Linked DNA regions of Homo sapiens: region 2 is linked to region 1. The links are chromatin contacts, found by Hi-C or POLR2A ChIA-PET in ENCODE. All regions are on one chromosome and are shown on one strand. The core of a region is the stretch at or near the end of the contact, and the rest is flanking DNA. Distances in the headings are between cores, read along the strand shown. Region 1 overlaps ANKRD44 (ankyrin repeat domain 44). Region 2 overlaps ANKRD44 (ankyrin repeat domain 44).

Region 1 (4,045 bases), core at 1,515-4,014:
TTTTCTTTATTCTTTTGTTTAAATTTTTTCTTTTTTGTTTTATTTTATTTTAAAAGTGATTTTTTTTTTAAATGGAATTATAATGGAGGGAATAGTAGAGGGTTCCAGATCAGTTTTCTTTTCTTTTTTTTTTTTGAGACAGAGTCTCACTCTGTCACCCAGGCTGGAGTGCAGTGGCACGATCTTGGCTCACTGCAACCTCCGCCTCCTGGATTCAAGCAATTCTCCCACCTTAGCATCCCCAGTAGCTGGGATTACAGGCATGCGCCACCATGCCTGGCTAATTTTTGTATTTTTGGTAGAGATGGGGTTTCACCATGTTGGCCGGGCTGTTCTTGAACTATCTCAAACGATCCACCTGCCTTGGCCTCCCAAAGTGCTGGGATTACAGGTGTGAGCCACCACGACCGGCCTCAGGTCAGTTTTAAGAGTTGCAGTGATTCAGAGCCATTTGGTCAGCTTCAGCTTAAAGAATACCATGCAAGGTAACACATTTGTCTTTTTTGTGTACTATAGACAAAGGTTGAAAAAAACACCTTGAAGGAAACTTCCTTCTCCAGTAGATCACAGGAGAGGAATAAAGGTTTCAGATAACTGTTTCTCTAAGCTTTTAAAACATGTGATGTTATGCAATAACTTGAGAGGTCAGGTACATTTTATCTTTTCCTTTCAAAATTATCTTTGCCTCTTGTAATTGTTGATCATACTTTTATTTTATTTTATTTAGAAGAATGTCATTCTGTCACCCAGGCTGGAGTACAGTGGTAAAATCCTAGCTCACTGCAGCCTCATGTTGATCATACTTAAAAAATAAATAAATAAATGAATGTTTTCAGGGCATTATTAGGAGTGTCCATAGGGGTATTTCAGATGGGTGTCACTGGCTCATGAGCACCTCCATTGTTTTTCTCTCCCTCTCTTTTTTTTAGAGTAAAGATGGCAAAAGTCCACTGCACATGACAGCTGTCCATGGAAGGTTCACACGGTCACAGACCCTCATTCAGAATGGTAAGAGAGATGCTTCAGTAGTGTCATTATTTCGATAGTTTCTTGTTGTGAATTTGGCTGTCAGTCACCTGCATATGAAAGTCGATGCCCTGTTTTGGAGTTTTAGTAAGCATGCAATTACATAATTCTTTGATGTACTTTGCTAAAAACTGTTCATCAGACATGTCATCAACATCCACCTTAATAGTAAAAACATAAAGCCACAGTTTCACAGTCAATTTGGAGTCAGGCACAGAGCATGAGCTTTGAAATTGGAAATGATGTATTTATGTAGGCTCAAGATCCTGTGCATCTCACTCTGAAACTAATAAAGGTAAGTAGCATTCATTTTCCAGCAACAAATCTGAATTATTTTTAAATTTTAGAGTTCACTATAATTTCCTAAGTTAAAACTTATTAAGCTAGTTGGGCAAAATTAGGAAAAATGAGATGACTTAGAGGAAAAGCAGGTAAGGATGTGATATAAAGGATCATAAAATCACAGGCTTAGGTGGGCGTGGTGGCTCACGTCTGTAATCCCAGGCACTTTGGGAGGCCGAGGTGGGCAGATCACCTGAGGTCAGGAGTTCGAGACCAGCCTGGCCAACATGGTGAAACTCTGTCTTTACTAAAAATACAAAAATTAGCCAGGAGTGGTGGCAGGTGCCTATAATCCCAGCTACTCAGGAGGCTGAGGCAGGAGAATCGCTTGAACTCGGGAGGAGGAAGTTGCACTGAGCCAAGATTGTGCCATTGCACTCTAGCCTGGGTGACAGAGCGAGACTTTGTCTTAAAAAAAAAAAAATTCACAGGCTTGACAGAGAAGACCTGGGAAAGTCACAGTAATATAGTAACTTTCTGGGCTTACGACAAAGGTATGCTTGAACCATCAGGTTGTCACTGAAGTCAAAGTACTAGGGAGTATCATTTTACATCCTGGTTCATGTTACTAATAGGGGGTCATGGCCAGCAGCATCACTTCTATTAGTAAATCTTAGAGAGTATTTAAAAAAGACAAAAACCAGGTTTAGTTCAGATTTTAAGCTGATATTCCAGGTCAATCTGGCAGTTCCTATTTTTAGTTGACCCATACTTCTACTTCTCAAAATTCTGATATTAGTCAGTTTCCTTGGACCTGTATTTTTCTCATCTATAAGAATTTCGGACCACATACACTTGAATTATTAGTGGCACTGAGTTATGTCTTAGTCACTTAAGACATAAAACAAAGAAGTCATTTGACATTTGGATGGAAGACCAGCCAGTGGAATTATGCTTAGCAAGCAAAATATCTGCAGCAAAGCAAAGGAAATTTATATGCATTCCAGTGAAGCTATAGGGAAAAGAAATCCTAACAAGTTTCCAGTGAGCCAAGGAAGGTAAAACAGAAATTAACCGTGCAATACCCATTATTTCTAATTTGAAATATGTGCTATGCCTTTGACATTCATTTTATTGAAAAGGCCACCGTGTTTTATTTTGCTGAATGTAAATAAAGGGGGTCGGGGGGAGTGACCCTAGTCTCTTTCGAGCACGTCTCTTATGCCACTGTATTTCTCAACTGTTTTTCAGAAATAATGTCCACCCCCCTTTAAAAACAAACAAAACTTTTAGAAACAAACAAAACTTAAACAGCTTGGTTCCCTTTTAGAGCAACTTCAAGCTCCAGAGACAAGGTTGGAGGGAAAACAACTTTTCTCCTTCTAAGCACTGCCTTCCCCGCAGGTTCATCCCTGTGCGTCAGGCCATGCTGGTCATCTCTATGACGCATCTCCTCTCTGTCCTGCTGGCATGCTTACAACAGTCCCAGGGGACTGCTGGCAGCTTTGGCCTCTGCAAGAGCCATGTGGGCTGGAAGAATTCCATGTCCTGCCTGGATATTCTTGCTAGACTTTTTTTGTTTATTTGTGTTTTTGTTGTTGTTGTTGTTGTTGTTGTTGTTGTTTTTTAAGACACTTTCTCACTCTGTTGCTCAGGCTGGAGTGAAATGGGGTGATCTCAGCTCACTGCAACATCTGCCTCTCGGGTTCAAGCGATTCTTGTGCCTCAGCCTCCCAAGTAGCTGGGACTACAGGTGTGCCACCATGCCCAGCTAATTTTTGTATTTTTACTAGAGATGGGGTTTTGCCATGTGTTGACCAGGCTGGTCTCAACTCCTGGCCTCAAATGATCTGTCCACCTTGGCCTCCCAAAATGCTGGGCTAACAGGTGTGAGCCACCGTGCCCTGCTGTTGCTAGACTTTTGAGTTGGGGGAGACCTAAAAGAGACCCTGTCTCTTATCCTCTGTGGTCAGGGGATCTTTGTTTCAGAACCTCTCTCATTCTTGGTTGTCCTGGCATCTTGCTTATGGATTGGGTGGGGTCCAGGGGCCTGAATTGATAAGGATATAGTGGCTATAATATGTAGCCTATTATATATAATGATAAAGCTAAGTGATAATGATAAAGCCAAGTGTTCATAGTGTGCCAGGCACTTGGCTAAACACCACTTATAAAGCCTTTCAACCACCCTATGAGAAAAAGGTACTATGATTATCTCCATTTCAAAGATGAGGAAGCTGAGGCAGAGAGGTTGTCACTTGTGTCTGGATAAATGGCCAGTATGTTGAGGAATAGGGATCTGAACACAGGAAGTCTGACATCAGAGACTGAACTCTCAACCACCACGCTTATAAACATGACCTCCAGAAACCAATGGTGTTTTAAAAAAATTCCTTTTAAAATTGAATTCTGTTTACTCTGAGAGTCACTTATATTTGAAATAGAGTTTTCCCTGTAAAAGGATGCTTTGGTATTCTCTTATCTCAACTGACAATTTTTTTGCATTCATAACACATGTGAGAACTGTGAATTCTTCCATTTGACATTTTTTAAAATGCCCTTGGGGAGAAGAAAAGGAAGTTCTTTTTTTACCTCCTGTTTGTTGGCTTCCTTCTGGGAAGAATCTTGGGCTGTTGCTGGGACACTCCCTCTCCAGAAGCTCATGCCCCTAGGGCCTGGTGTCAGTCCCCCCAGAGTGGGACATCACCTAGCAGGAGCCCCTCTGTCCTCCAGGACC
Region 2 (3,845 bases), core at 767-3,266, 37 kb before region 1:
AATATGGTTTCTGGCATAGAGTAAGCATTCAGTAAGTATTTCATGAATGGGCAGTGGTCCAAACAACAATTAACAAGCATAGAAAGGAGAAAATGACCACAGTTATGTTTAATGTTTAATGTCCTTGTGAACCATTCCACTATGTTTCCTTAGAAAGAAAATAAGTCATTGAAAGCTTTGAACTATATTGCTATGGTAGGTTAGATTTTTTTTTTTTTTTTTTAACCATCCTGAAGGTTTGGAAATACTGTAAGTTGAAATTCATCATCCAGGGCATAATGATCCATCTATGACCTCAGCTGGGCTTCAGTAAAAGCAGCAAGTGGGCAAATACCAAGCACAGACACAGAAAATGGAATGCTTTGTTATGTGTAACTATAGGGTATGTTGAGAGAAAATGCATAACCAGAAGTTACTCGAATGTTTGGTGTTCACACTCTTCCACATGCATTAACCACAGAGTGAGTGACACGTCTTACTATGTCTACAAAAGGGACCTCCAGCTGCCACTGACCTGTTGTATGTCTTTGACGTTGTGTATTTCAGGATTCTGAGAAACGAACCCCTCTTCATGTGGCCGCATTTCTGGGAGATGCAGAGATCATTGAACTCCTGATTTTGTCAGGTAAATAACTGCTATACTCAAAAGTCAATTGCAAATAAAAATTTAAATAACCAATTTACTAGATTGACTACTACAGTGAACCCAAGCAAAATTCCTTTGTTATGTTCATGGAAGTTTATGTGATAGGCGATTTTATCATTACACAAAGAAAAATGCAAGAAGTTGTTCTTATTGAAAAATGACTTCTCCAGTAACATTTTTATCTTGCTTTGAAAGTCTGATTCCTGGCTGTCTAGTCAGGCCCAGCATTGTAGATGAATTCAGTACATTTGGATATATTTTGATTTTTTTATTATACAAAAGGAAATAAAACTAGTTTAAAGTCTACATGAACATACACCTATACACACTATGTATAGTGAGTATATATACACACTATGTATAGTGAGTATATATACACACTACATAAACATGCTACATAAACACTATGTATAGCATGTATACACTATATACTCTCTCTCTATATATACATGCTATATAAACACTATGTATAGCATGTATACACTATATATGCTATTATATATGCACACTGTATATATGCCATATATATATGCACACCCTAGATTTATATGCCAACTAAATGTGTTTGTATATTTATATATATTTAAGTTGGGCTGCAAAACAATACTGTTATACTTATGGATACATGACTGTGACTATGTGATGAAAGCATAAAAACATGGAAGGCAAGGAACCATATTGATTTCTGGTTAGTGGTTACCTCTAAGTAGGCAGGTTAAGTAAAAAATGTCTTCAGGGAAGGCTATAAAAGAACTACTACAACTCTCTGTAAAATATTTTATGTTTAAAAATTTAGAAGGGAGTATAGCAAACATTTAAATCTGATTTGTGTTTATACTGGTCTTTGTGATGCTATTGTCTTTATTTTTCAATGTATTTTAAATATTTCATCAGATTTAAAAATGCCAGTGGTTTAATTTTTGGAAACCTGTATGCTCAGTATATCTCACCAAACAGGTTTCCAAAACCATTATATGCTTTCTCCCTTGAGTGTTTACTAGACAAATCCTGGAATGAATTGAGCATGTGCAGATGTCTCACTGTAGATTATTCACAGACAAGCTGTCTTTCTTCTTCCTCTTTTATGTTTGGGAGATTAACATCTAGAGGAAGTGCCACTGCCTACAGACTAGTCAAAAGGCCTATAGTAAGTTTTCGCCTTTGTTTGCAGTAAGGAAAGGGGAACTGTAGCATCTTAAAGTAAGCTCTGCAGAGGTAGGAGCTGAGACATGCATTCAAGCAGATGTGGTGAACACTGTGGACAAGAAACAAGAATTGTGCTGTGATGCATAAGCAACACGGCCCTTATTTTGTTGTGTTCATGTTCTTGAGGTGGGTTTCCCCAGGAAACAAGTGTTCTGTGCCTCAAAACACGTGTGCCCCACGCTCCTGATGGTCACATGGAGCTTAGGTTAGATTTCACATGGCATTTCTTGTGCTTTTGAGAATAGGCCTTTCTTCCAACAAATCTAAAGATGTCCCAGGGCCATGTTCCAAACAAATGTGTATTGTTTGGTGTTGGCACAGACTAAGGGCCAATGCACACCTGGCTGGTTGCCCTGGCAATTGCAATTTGGCCCGTGGAAAATTGTAGGCAGAATCAGTGGAGGTATAAAATAAAGAACTTTGTGGTATGACATCTATTGGTCCCCATCAGCTATACCCGCCTCTTTTTTATTTTGTATTTTATTTTATTTATTTATTTATTTATTTTTGAGACGGAGTCTTGCTCTGTAGCCCAGGCTGGAGTGCAGTGGCGTGATCTCAGCTCACTGCAACCTCTGCCTCTTGGGTTCAAGCGATTCTTCTGCCTCAGCCTTCCGAGTAGCTGGGACCACAGGCGCGTGCCACCACGCCTGGCTAATTTTTTGTATTTTTAGTAGAGATGGGGTTTCACCATGTTAGCCAGGATAGTCTCGATCTCCTGACCTTGTGATCCGCCTGCCTTGGCCTCCCAAAGTGCTGGGATTACAGGTGTGAGCCACCGTGCCCAGCCCACCCACCTCTTAAATGTTGTATTAATAGACCTCTCAGAGTCTCAGAGGAATGTTTCATGAATGTACAAATTCAGAACTTTGTCTTATATGCCAACTTTGTGTTGTTGTTGTTGTTTCTACATCTGAAAGGGGAGATTTTAATTCTGCAGCATGAAGTCAACCAGTCTCTTTTTTTTCTTGTATCTGGGGCCAGTGATTGTTTGACAAACATGGTTTCACATCACCTTCACAAGGGCATAGAATCCACCAGCCTCTCTTCAACTCTGGCTGATTTAGTAGAGCTGGGAGAAGCTGTTGCATATATTTTAATCTATTCACTTGTTTGGTCTTGGAATTTCTGAGCTCTTAATCTCTTTAGCATAATTTTGGTTCAATGTGCTATGGAAAATTTCCTCCTCCCTCTCATCAAATTAAGAAGACTTAGGGCATGGGGAGCATTGGGAAAGTTTTCTTTTTTAGCAATTTTATTTACCTGTGGAAGCTGAGGCAAACTCTTGGAATTCACTTGACTTTTATTTTCCCAAAAAGTCCTTTACTCAATTTATATATTAAGTTCATAATATTGCAAGAGCATGATGATTTTATCTCTGAGCTTGTGTCTGGCAGCTGAGCCTTTAGGGAATCCAACCAAACTGTTTCCTAATTTAATAATGAATGAGGTGCTAATGATTACCATGTTGGACAAATAATTCGGCCTTGCCAGAACAGCCCATTATAGCTGTGTTCTCCATTGTTGTATTAACCTACAGAGCATGGTGTAACCCAAGCTTGCTAAATTCCTGCTGGCATTATCTCCTGTTAGCCAGGTGGATAGAACCCTGAATGCCTCTGAGCAGACAGGGAAGACAAGGTCTTGGCGAAGAATTCAGCCCTTGGAAATTTCACTTTCTTACAACTGCCAGTCCAGGGTCTGGCTTTATTTCCCTCCTGACTCTAGCTTCTGTTTGGGAACTGGTCGAATCTGGATTAAGTCAGAGAGATCAGTGAGAACCAATCAGTGGCTAAGAGTTAAGATACTGGGGTTGAGATATAGAAAGCAGAGTGCACAGAAAAAGGACCACAGTAGAAATATCTTACAAAGGCTAGGTGTGGTGGCTTAAGCCTATAATCCCAACACTTTGGGAGGCTGAGGTGGGAGGATCACTTGAGGTCAGGAGTTCAAGACCAGCCTGGCCAACATGATGAAACCCATCTCTACTAAA

The links. A loop is a pair of places that touch in the nucleus more often than their neighbours do. ChIA-PET counts read pairs that join two places held with the same protein, here RNA polymerase II (POLR2A). Pooled maps may share reads with other maps.
Region 2: a map of CD4-positive, alpha-beta memory T cell shows a loop between it and region 1 (2.0-fold over the local background). The contact joins two enhancer-like sites. A Hi-C loop is called at or near these places in 5 of 168 maps with a recorded cell type or tissue (B cell, CD4-positive, alpha-beta memory T cell, OCI-LY7 and 2 more), 3 of 37 single-sample maps with no recorded cell type and 10 of 50 pooled maps. POLR2A ChIA-PET finds 5 or more read pairs at or near these places in 12 of 52 experiments (AG04450, B cell, CD4-positive, alpha-beta T cell and 8 more).

Annotation. Positions count from the first base shown.
Region 1 is chr2:197,107,729-197,111,773 of GRCh38, reverse strand. ANKRD44 (ankyrin repeat domain 44) reads left to right here. Exons shown (of 28, transcript NM_001195144.2): 9 at 930-1,008. Among named protein-coding and RNA genes, the nearest start is that of ANKRD44-AS1, 88 kb to the left of the region's middle. Within about 2 kb of position 2,764, at least 11 of the 41 ENCODE cell types and tissues checked have a DNase peak (open chromatin) inside an H3K27ac peak, as active enhancers do.
Region 2 is chr2:197,143,807-197,147,651 of GRCh38, reverse strand. It overlaps ANKRD44 (ankyrin repeat domain 44), which reads left to right. Exons shown (of 28, transcript NM_001195144.2): 3 at 547-625. Among named protein-coding and RNA genes, the nearest start is that of ANKRD44-AS1, 52 kb to the left of the region's middle. RefSeq lists an enhancer at 1,885-2,044. Within about 2 kb of position 2,016, at least 8 of the 41 ENCODE cell types and tissues checked have a DNase peak (open chromatin) inside an H3K27ac peak, as active enhancers do.